Regions from separate parts of the Homo sapiens genome. Here region 2 is linked to region 1. A link is a loop called in an ENCODE intact Hi-C map of the cell type or tissue named here. Cell type or tissue: natural killer cell. All regions are shown on one strand.

Region 1 (2,500 bases):
GAACTTCTGGGCTCAAGTGATCCGTCTGCCTTGGCCTCCCACAGTGCTGGGATTACAGGTGTGAGCCACCATGCCCAGCCACATGTAATTTTTAATGTGTTATATATTCTATAATAGAATATTTTAAAGAGAAAAAGAAAGTTATAGATAGGAATCTGTCAATTTTAAGCAAGAATGAAGGAGTTTACTTTAAATGATGATCAGTTTGATAATTATCTTAAGAAAACAAACGAAATTTAGTAGTTTAGGTTTTCTTCGGTTGGAATCAGTGTTGCCAACTCTGTGAAGCCAACAGGATGGAGTTGGCTCTATTCTAAGTGAAGCCAGCTGCGTAGCAGAGTGTTAAATTTTTTTACCATTTGGGGAAACAGTCTCTAGCACAATGACCACTTTAGTTATTGTACATATAAGGAATTGTACTATTGAATATTTTGGTTACCATTGCTGTAGTACTAGGTTGACATCTTTATGGAACATGTTAATATCTTCAGTGCCTTCCCCACGTTTCTGTTTCTTCTAAAATGTCTGACTGTAGTCATCTGAAGGAATTGTTCACTATAACAATTTAGAGAACATTTTTTTTTAAAAAGGAAGTGGTTAGTATAAATGCAGGAAATAAATTTTGCAACTGCAGCTTAATCTTTTTAGGCTTAAAAAAGTTTCAAATGCTTTTTATTGCAAAGAAGAGAAAAGTATAAAGAATTTTATTATAAGTATTACCAAAAATGGATATTGTTGCTATAACTGTTCTTTTATAAGTGGATCAAGGTTCAAATGAAAGATTCTAGAAAAGACACGTTTATTATTCTCTTCTTTATGTCTGTGGAGTTTATATTTACTCCTAAAAGCATAATTATTAACAAGCCTATAAGTTAATGTACAAAATAGCAATCAAGCAGCATCGTTCTCATACCCTAGATCTGAAGATAGAAATGAAGAAATGAATTCCCTGAATATATATGTATTTATTTATGTGTGTGTGTGTGTGTTTAGCTTCAACACTTGGCACTTAGTATGTGGCCTGAACTGTTCTAAAGGCTTTTGTATGGTAAGTCATTTAATAAGGTATTTTAATTTTCAATGATAGTAAATGGCCTAGCCCATGGCTAAGAGCTTGTTCCTGATCTTTGTATTACGTGGAAGTGGGTTCAAATCTTGTTTCTGTCGCTTACAAATGGCATGACATGTGGCAACTTACTTCATCTCTGGTTCCTGTTCTGTAAGTAAGGATGCATATGCACCTCAAGGGCTGGGTGTGAGGTTTCAGTGGGTGTGATGTATGTGTAGTGGCCTATTTTTGAACTGCAATTGATTGGCTGACACTGTTATTGCCATCTGTATTTTGCCTGTATCCTTCTCCTTGCATTATTTCTGCCTCCTTCCTCCTCATCTCTTACCCTTTAGTCTACTTTTTTTTTTTTTTTTTGAGACGCAGTCTCGCTCTGTTGCCAGGCTGGAGTGCGGGGGCATGATCTCGGCTCACTGCAACCTCTGCCTCCCGGGTTCAAGCAATTCTCCTGCCTCAGCGTCCCAAGTAGCTGGGACTACAGGCGCCCACCACGACGCCCAGCTAATTTTTGTATTTTTAGTAGAGACAGGGTTTCTCCAGGTTGGCCTGGATGGTCTCGATCTCTTGACCTCGTGATCCTCCTGCCTCAGCCTCCCAAAGTGCTGGGATTACAGGCATGAGCTACCGCACCCGGCCATATTTTTAACATTCTAGGCATTCTGGGCATCTAGACATTCAACAAGAATATTTATTTGACAAAGAGTGTGAAACACCAGTAGGACTGTAATAGATACCTTTCATGAAGTCCCCAGTTAGCAGACTGGAGAGAGAAGGATGAGAGAAGCATGAGACGGAGAGAGAAGGAAAACTTGAGTCAGTTGGGGAATAAGGTAGAGTATGATATGTAGCATGCCAACTTGTGTGAAGATCATCAGAACGATAGCAGGTTTTTTTTTTTTTTTTTGAGATGGAGTCTCGCTCTGTCGCCCAGGCTGGAGTGCAGTGGTGCAGTCTTGGCTCACTGCAAGCTCTGCTTCCCAGGTTCACGCCACTCTCCTGCCTCAGCCTCCCTAGTAGCTGGGGATACAGGCCCCCGATACCACGCCCGGCTAATTTTTTTGTATTTTTAGTAGAGACAGGGTTTCACCGTCTTAGCCAGGATGTTCTCGATCTCCTGACCTCGTGATCCTCCCACCTCAGCCTCCCAAAGTGCTGGGATTACAGGCGTCAGCTACCGTGCCCGACCACAATAGCAGTTTAAAAGCAATTAGGCCGGGCGCAGTGGCTCATGCCTGTAATCCCAGCACTTTAGGCTGCCAAGGTGGGCAGATCATTTGAGGTCAGGAGTTCGAGACCAGCCTGGCTGACATGGCGAAACCGCATCTCTACTAAAAATACAAAAATTAGCTGGGCATGGTGGTGCACACCTGTAATCTCAGCTACTTGGGAGGCTGAGGCAGGAGAATCGCTTGAAGCTGGGAGGCAAAGGTT
Region 2 (2,500 bases), 180 kb before region 1:
AGAAGGAGGTGTTTCTTCCTCTGCATGGGGAGATGCTGTTTGGCGCCCGCTGGCAGGACCTGCCTTCCTTTACTGTTGCCGTGGAGCTGAGCAGAGAGAGCTGTCCCATGCTGCCTGACCCGCTGACAGCCAAGCAGAGCTTAGCATGGGCCGAGTCTCAGCCTCTGAATTGGGAAGAATTCAAAGGCTGCCAGGGCTGGGGGCAGAACACTTGATACCAGTGAACCAAGAAGGGAAAACTCTGCCTTAGGCTAATCATCAAACACAGCATTGACCTGGCTTATCAAATTTCAGTTAACAAGCAAATATGCTTAATCACTACTCATTTTTCTAGACAATGATGGCCCTTTCCCAGAAAATAGGACCCTAGAGTCATTCACTGTGTGACTCAGAAAAGCCCCTATTAGTGCTCAGATATAGGTCAAAGTCATTGTGCTGTGAAAAGCCACGCAGTTATCTGACGATAGAGGATGTCTGAGGATCATTAGCAGACTTAGAGATGACTCAGAAGATTCCATTTTCAGACGTAAGCGCCTGATGGCGGGCCTGACAGAAAGTCGGCCCCCTGTTCTCCCTCGTGAACTGGCCACGTATATTCCTAAGTTCTTGCCACTGAGTTCTTGAAAGCAGGCTCCAATGATGCTTAGTGGAACGGCAAGTTCCATCTTCCCTGACAAGACCCAGCTAGGTTTGGCAGATACTGTACTTCAAACCAGATCAGACAGCCTGGGGCTCCAGTGTCCGCTTCCTTCTGCTAAAAATAGAGGAACCACCCCTGCAGCCACGAAATGCTGAGAGCAGCCGACCCGATTCACACTGTGCTGCTTTGTGTTAGGCAAAGGGGTCAGGGCTAAGGAAGAGGGAAGAAAGATTTCTTACACGGACTCCATTTCCAAGTCTTCTTCTTCCTGAGAAAGTTGTAGGTAGGGGTTATCTGAAGCCGGACGGAATTTATACCCCGTTAGAACAAAGAAGACCAGTGTGGCCGTTTCATCCAGGAGCTGCAAGTTTAAAAACCACCCCAAAATAAAGAGATTAGCAACACTGTTCTTCAGAAAGCAGTGGAATTCAACAAACTGACATATTTCCCCACAACCCACCACTCGATGGTTCTTTACTCAGATGCCACTTCCTGCTACAGGGCATTTTCCTTAGACTTGCCGAGGCCTAAACGAGGAGTGTCCTGCCCAGGGCTGACATTTCCGAGGCTGTGCTCTGCTGTGCTTTCACCAGTCTTCATGGGTAGCTTTTAAGAGCTCACCACATACCCACTTCCTCCCACAGTGCCTACAGCACCCAGTGAGTTATTCAAGAAAAAAGTCATTTGGTGGCTTCCTCTAGTAGTTAAGCTAGTTCTAGTTTGTCGCAAAGATACTTATTATCGAAATAATAAAATGGGCAAAGAAGAAGGGCAGCCTGAATTCTAACTACTCAGCCCTGTAACTAAAGGAAAGGACCACATCTCATCTAAGTTCTAATGATTCAGGGCAAATCTTTCTCTACCTGAAGCTTTTCTCTTGACTTTTAAGACTGAAAACTAAAATCAAGAATGCAATTATTTTCAGATTCCTCATAGAATCCAGCAGCATTTCTGGACAAACAGATCATCTCAATTATAGGCCAGAAGAGATGGAAGGAGGCCAAGTGTGGTGGCTCACACCTGTAATCCCAGAACACTGGGAGGCCAAGGTGGGCGGATCACTTGAGATCAGGTGTTTGAGACCAGCCTGGCCAACACTGCAAAGCCCCATCTCTACTAAAAAAACAAAAATTAACTGGGCATGGTGGTGCATCCCTATAATCCCAGCTACTCAGGAGGCTGAGGCAGGAGAATCGCTTGAACCCGGGAGGTGGAGGTTGCAGTGAGCTGAGATTGCGCCACTGCACTCCAGCCTGGGTGACAGAGTGAGACCCTGTCTCAAAAACTAAAAAAAAAATTTTTAGTTAAAAAAAAGAAGAGATGGAAGGTCTTAGTGGTCATTCCCAGATAAATTAGTAACAACTGTTAAGTTACACTTCAAGACTTTATCCTCAGGCATAAATTCTCTGGCATTCTGCCCTGTGAGCAGCGTACCTGGTAGAGCCACTTCCACTGGAATGGAACAGCGAGTTTGAGGAGAAATGCAATGATCCTAGTGAAGTATATGTAACACACAATCTGCATGAGGAGGAAAGAAACAGGAAATCAGATCAACATTAAAATTAGGACACCACTTTAACAATTTGCTTTCACAAATGAACTAGGAAACAGAAAACAGAATCACTCAAAGAAAAGTATGTGACACTTACAGTGTGAATTAATACGTGCAGCGGAGAGACATGGCTACTCTGCTAGTTACACTTGAATTTCTTCTCTCTCTCCAGGTGACCAAGATATTGCTAACAGCCACACCCACCGGGAGCACAAGACACTTTAGTCAGGTTGTTCTTAACCCTTCCTCACCCTATCCACAGACATAAGCCCTTGATTTCAATCTCCAAAGATTTTATTTCTTATGCT

The links. Hi-C counts contacts between places; a loop is a spot of excess contacts. Peaks named below come from ENCODE experiments on the same cell type or tissue, not always from the same donor. Only the 100,000 strongest peaks of a DNase experiment are listed, where the experiment ranks them.
Region 2: it touches region 1 in a loop (2.1-fold over the local background); 1 of 110 quality-filtered maps calls a loop at or near these places.

What each region holds. Positions count from the first base shown.
Region 1 is chr9:129,943,466-129,945,965 of GRCh38, reverse strand. All of the region lies in intron 6 of FNBP1 (formin binding protein 1), which reads left to right. Among named protein-coding and RNA genes, the nearest start is that of MIR6855, 75 kb to the right of the region's middle. RefSeq lists a silencer at 1,222-1,301. In natural killer cell, no CTCF peak of the experiment used is centred here; DNase peaks (open chromatin) are centred at 515 and 1,255; H3K27ac peaks cover 2,438 bases.
Region 2 is chr9:130,127,141-130,129,640 of GRCh38, reverse strand. GPR107 (G protein-coupled receptor 107) reads right to left here. Exons shown (of 18, transcript NM_020960.5): 16 at 2,075-2,158; 17 at 880-1,001. Among named protein-coding and RNA genes, the nearest start is that of GPRACR, 16 kb to the left of the region's middle. RefSeq lists an enhancer at 464-683. In natural killer cell, no CTCF peak of the experiment used is centred here; DNase peaks (open chromatin) are centred at 490, 1,220 and 2,320; H3K4me3 peaks cover 631 bases; H3K27ac peaks cover 2,500 bases.